Regions from separate parts of the Homo sapiens genome. Here region 2 is linked to region 1. Evidence: chromatin contacts called from ENCODE Hi-C data. All regions are on one chromosome and are shown on one strand. The core of a region is the stretch at or near the end of the contact, and the rest is flanking DNA. Distances in the headings are between cores, read along the strand shown.

The links. A loop is a pair of places that touch in the nucleus more often than their neighbours do. Pooled maps may share reads with other maps.
Region 2: a pooled map shows a loop between it and region 1 (9-fold over the local background). The contact joins two enhancer-like sites. A Hi-C loop is called at or near these places in 4 of 50 pooled maps.

What each region holds. Positions count from the first base shown.
Region 1 is chr10:6,048,546-6,051,462 of GRCh38, reverse strand. The region is part of intron 1 of IL2RA (interleukin 2 receptor subunit alpha); the gene reads left to right. Among named protein-coding and RNA genes, the nearest start is that of IL2RA, 12 kb to the left of the region's middle. RefSeq lists enhancers at 1-228, 319-448, 459-838. Within about 2 kb of position 1,407, at least 30 of the 41 ENCODE cell types and tissues checked have a DNase peak (open chromatin) inside an H3K27ac peak, as active enhancers do.
Region 2 is chr10:7,268,082-7,270,887 of GRCh38, reverse strand. All of the region lies in intron 7 of SFMBT2 (Scm like with four mbt domains 2), which reads left to right. Among named protein-coding and RNA genes, the nearest start is that of SNORD129, 83 kb to the right of the region's middle. Within about 2 kb of position 1,472, at least 4 of the 41 ENCODE cell types and tissues checked have a DNase peak (open chromatin) inside an H3K27ac peak, as active enhancers do.

The sequences.
Region 1 (2,917 bases), core at 158-2,657:
CTTGAAGCAAATCGGCCCATCTTTTCAGAGAAAGATCAGTTTATTACGTCACCAAGTAAAGGGCAAAGGAATCATTTCTAAAAGTTTCGTTTGAAGTCCCCGGAGTTAAAGTTGACGTCAGCCTCTTCCTGCCCTGGTGCCCCGAGAGTTTCCCGGGAGTTTTGGGGATGACACCCGGCTGCATGCGTGACATCTCGCTGGCTGGGGGCAGGCCTGGTGGCTTCCCCGACAATGAAACCAGGCAGAGCCTGCAACCCAGCTGAGCACCAGTGTGGTCTCTGCTTCCGGTCCTTGTGGTAGCACCTCTGTTTACAGCCTGATTTAGAACAAAAAGAACTTTTGTAAAGGAGAAAACTCCTTATATTAAATGGAAAGCAAAACAAACAATTACCAAAAAAAAAAAAAAGTTGGAGGGGTGTTTCAGAATAAAAGAGCCGTCTCTCCAGACATCTGTCTGACGCCCAGGTGGCGCTGAGACCACAGGGTGAGCCTTTTGGCTGGAGATGTTGATCCCTGGTTTACTGCACTTCGGGCTTTCACTACCTTTCACCCACCGGACCATCAGTTTCACTTTCCCTCTCCCAGCGTCTCTCAAGCTCTGCTTCTCTGGCCCCGTTTTCAATCTAGTGCAAGAGGACCTGTAGCCAGGGCACCCATCCTCCTCCTCCTCGTCCTGCACTGGGATCCCAGCTCTGAGCACTCCCGGGCCAGGGAGGCCTTGCTGCGTGCTCTGCTTCTGTGATCTTACAGATTCCTCATGGCCACCATAGGAGATGGGGACTGTTAGCACTATTCCCCCACCCCAACCACCTTTTTTTTGAGACAGAGTCTCACTCTGTTGCCCAGACTGGAGTGCAGTGGTATGATCTCGGCTCACTGCAACCTCTGCCTCCCGGGTTCAAGAGATTCTCATGCCTCAGCCTCCCCAGTAGCTGGGATTACAGGCATGCCCCATCGCCATGCCTGACTAATTTTTGTATTTTTAGTAGAGACAGGTTAGTAGAGACCATGTTGGCCAGGCTGGTCTCAAACTCCTGACCTCAATTGATCCACCAGTCTCAGCCTCCCAAAGTGCTGGGATTACAGGCTTGAGCCACCACGCCCTGCCACCATTCCCATTTTACGGATGAGGAAACTGAGACCATGAGGCAGTAATTCACTCTCCCAAGAAAGCAAGGAGCCAGTAGATCTGAGCAGAACCCATGCATTCAGGCCGACACAGGAAGCAAGCTGTCAACAGGCACTGTTCATCTCCTGGGCTGCCTAGGCAGGCCCTGAAGCTCTGGTTTTCAGTCACCCTGTTATTCATCCCCAAGTTAATCTCCCCTGAAAGCACCTGTCGTGATGCCCTTTCGGCTGCAAGAGCTCCAGTCATTTCCATTGCCTCAGGGGCACTTTGCTACCTCCTCTGCCTGGCACACAACATGCTCCCCAGCCAAGACTGTTCCCTCAGCACATAGCACGCCTTGGCCAGCAGGTCTCCTCCTGTCCTTCAAAGGGAACCTCCTCATTTGTGATTTCAAAGCTGGACTCCCAGGAACACCCTCCTCCCTTACTGGAACAATCTTCCCCATCTTGTCTGCCTACCGGAATTTTTCCCAACCAGAAAAGCGTCTTGAGAGAATGGAAAAGTCTTATGAATTTGGAAAGTTGACAGCTTGAATTCAAATCCTAGCTTGAACTTGTGAATTTCTACTTTCCTTTACGAAAACCTTTGCATGCCATTCTGTGCAGGCACTAGCAAGGTGGTGGGAGGGAGATGGATACAGTAGGGTGAGTGCCGTGTAAAGAAAAGGGAGCAAAGTCTGGGACTGCAGAGAAATGCCACAAAGCACAGACAGAAGAGTCCCGGAGGCTTCCCAGAGAAAGATGACAGCCAATGGGAGACCTCCAGGGAAAGCAGGAGTTAAGAAGGTAGAAATGCATTAGGGAAGTGTGGCATGAGCATGATGGTCAATTTCAATGTGTCCACTTGCCTGGGCTAAGGGATGCCCAGATAGCTGGCTAAACAGTCTCTCTGGGGGTGTCTGTGAGGGTATTTCCAGGAGACACTAGCATTTGAATTGAATAGACTGGGTAAATTTCTTGTTGGTAGACTGAGTAAAGAAAATCACCCTCACCAGTGTGGTGGGGATCATCCAACCATAGAGGACCAGAATAGAACAAGAAGGCAGAGGAAGGTTGCATTCTCTCTGTTCAAGCTGGGACATCCGTCGTCTGCTCTTGGACATTTGCACTCCTGGTTCTCCAGCTTTTGGACTCTGGGACTTACAGCAGGGCCCCTCTGCTCCTCAGGCCTTCAGTCTTAGACTGAGCCACACCACCAGCTTTCCTAGTTATCCAGCTCCAGCTGGCATATTGTGGGACTTCTCAGCCTCCATAATTGAGTGAGCCAACTCCCATTATAAATATTCTCTTATTTATCTACATACATCCTATTGGTTTTGTTTCTCTAGAGAAATTCTGTTTCCCTGAATAATACAATGACCAAGGCCCAAGACAAAACACATGGTGAGCTCCAAGAGCCACGCAGAGTCCCGCAAGGCAGGAGAGCTCAGGCACATAGTGGAAGCAGAGATTTTGAAGTTGGGCATGAGCTGTGTCTTGGAGTCTCCCCATGTCACTGGGCTTAAACTGTGTCCTGGAAGGAACAGAACATCCCAGAGGGGTCTCAGTCAGGGCATGGCTTGTACTTTGGAGAGACAGCATTGGGTTTATGTGAAGAATGAAGGAAGAAGAGAAAGCACTGGGTTTATGTGAAGAATGAAGGGAAGCAGAAAGGCAAACCCATAGGGCATTGAGTAACCTCCATGGAAGTCCATGAGGGTAGGGTTTTAACCTCGGTGGGCCTCAGCTTCTGTTCGTATAAAATGGGAATAACACAGACCCTGCTGGGTGCTGTAAGGCTACATAAGCT
Region 2 (2,806 bases), core at 223-2,722, 1.2 Mb before region 1:
TTAAAAATTAACTAATTCATTAAACATTTATTGTCTTTGCACAAAGCTATTATGTGCTGTTGACCTGATTCCAGAGTTTAATAGTTTGTTCATATTTTCCAAAATACAATTACCTTACCTTCTTCCCTCACTTTAATTTCTTCCCATAAGAATTCAGACTATTATTTTGGTAGGGTATGTGAGCATTATCATCTTATTCAGTATTTTGTGCATAATTAAGGAGTGCTTTAAGAGCAGATACTGAATATTACTTTTGGGCCTCTCATGAGGCAGGGTGTGGGGTTAGGCACTTTATAAATAGACATTAGTTGCATTGAATATTATGTGTTCTTAAAGCTGGTGAGATACTTTCATTAATGTTTTCTCTTATTTCAGTTCAATGGAAGAGACACAGGAGGTTTCTTAACTATATTTTGTAATGAGTGAGAATCTACACGTTTAATTTGGAGGGTGTGAGAACATCATTTTCTTAGTTTGCAAAGGCTACTGTCACAAATTCCCATGGACTGGATGACTTAGAATGACAGAAATTTGTTCTCTCATGCTTCTGGAGACTAGTGTGTGAAATCAGGGTGTCGGCAGGACCACACTCCCCTGAAGGCTCTGGGTGGAAGCAGAGGGCGGCCCTGGCTTCTGGGGTCGCCTGTGTCCTGGGCTTTGCTTGGTCTGTGGCCACCTCCCTCGGTTCCCTGCCTCCAGGTTCACATGGCCTTCTCCACATCTGTTCAAATTTCTCTCTGCTTACAAGACAACCGTCATTTGACTGGCCCTGTGTGAATCCCATCCAACTTTGTCTTAACTCAATTGCAGTTACAAAGACCCTATTTTCAAATAAGGTTGCATGATAGCTTCTGGGTGAGTATGAATTTGCAGGGAGACACTCTTCAACCCAATCTGATCGCATTTCATGTATGTACAGAAATCTTAGAAATAACACAGTGGCACTCTCTACTGACTTCCTCTGCTTACACGAAGGTAATGTTCAGAGAAATGGTATGGATGCATGGGATGAGGATCCAACTGTCTTAGCAGTTGCTTCATTTATTTAAAAAAAAAAAAAGAGAAATCTTCTCTCAAGTTTTTAGAAGTTCTAGCAAGCAGTATTCTTTGTGCAGGATCCAAAAAGAGACACACACACACACACACACACACACACACACACACACACACACGCACACACTTACTTGCTTTTTTTCTCTGTTATCACTGTTGATCATCACTGTTTCTCAGCAGGCAGACTTTTTTCTAGTTTCTTTCATTACGGTAAAAGGAATATGTGTTTGAATTCAGCAGTGAGTCATCTGAGATGCGTGTTGTTATGGAAAATTGCCATAGCGTTCAGCTGTTACGAGACAGAAGTCAAAGCTAAGCACATTTAATGGCCGGAGATGAGCGGTATTTCCAAGAAGTTCTTTTTATTATTTTTACACTTTAGATGAAATGGGTATTTGGATGGGATGAGTCCCATTATGCTGCGGTTGCTCACGTTGGGGGGATGTGTTCACACGTCTGTGTGGTTGTCGGTGTCTGTGCATGCAATGTGATTGAGCTCCTGGGTAGGTGTTCCTTTCTGTCTTGAATACAAACTGGAACAGTATGAGAACAAGCTCATGATTATTATTTCTACTGTTATTTATCTTTGATTTAAGAGATCACTGTGAATAGCTTTGGATGCCATACTTTACTGGGAATTCTGACTTACCTTATTTGGCAAATACAGATCATTTCCAAAATGTACATTCAGTTGAAGGATAAATAGTTGATGAAATAGGTTTAAAAAAACTCAAAGGACATTAAAAGCCTCATTTTATTGAAAAATAAATAATGACTTTTTTTTTCTTGAAGACGAACCCTGTTATTTAGAGGCCTAAAAGATTTGCCAAAACTATCCATATACTATCCATGTCTATAACAAGTCTGTAGAGGTGACTGCACTGTATATCACCGTGGCTCTCAGTGGATTTTAATTTAGAGCAGATGTCTCTGCATCACACAGCTGGGTGAGTCTCAGCTTTTGGAACACAAAGAAATCTTCCTTTTAAAAATCAACTTAAGATATGTTTAGAAAGTAGATAAAGGCCAGGTGCGGTGGCTTATGCCTGTAATCGCAGCACTTTGGGAGGCCGAGGTGGGTGAATCACCTGAGGTCAGGAGTTTGAGACCAGCCTGGCCAACATGGCGAAACCCTTTCTCTATTAAAAATACAAAAATTAGCTGGGCGTGGTGGTGGGCACCTGTGATCCCAGCTACTCGGGAGGCTGAGGCAGAAGAATCACTTGAACCCAAGAGGTGGAGATTGCAGTGAGCCGAGATCGTGCCACTGCACTCCAGCCTGGGCGACAGAGCGAGACTCTGTCTCAAAAAAAAAAAAATTAGATAAAACCTTTCTTTGACATAGTCACTTTGACCAATTTTGCAGCCTCTGGAAACCATCATTTGATTAACTTATGACATATCCCAATGTCCACTCAAGCAAAACGCCCCAGTTTCCATAAAAGCTTTTTATTTTTGTCTTTTGCGAAGGACTACTAGGAAGGGTTTCTGTCAGTTTGTTTCTGTCATCAAACAATGAAGTTTATTACAGGACAGACTCAGTCTTTTGGTCAATAATGTCTTTGTTGCCTCAGTTTTCCAGTTCACTGAGTGTATACTAAGAGACCACTAAAGGATTTTTTGGGGCTTGGTAAGTTTTAAAACTAGGGCTAGAGGAGACTAGAAAATAAAAGCCTATCAGTAATTGTAACATGTCACGTGTCTGACATTTACGAGCCTCCATATTACTTTTTCGTTCCCAGCAATTCTTATA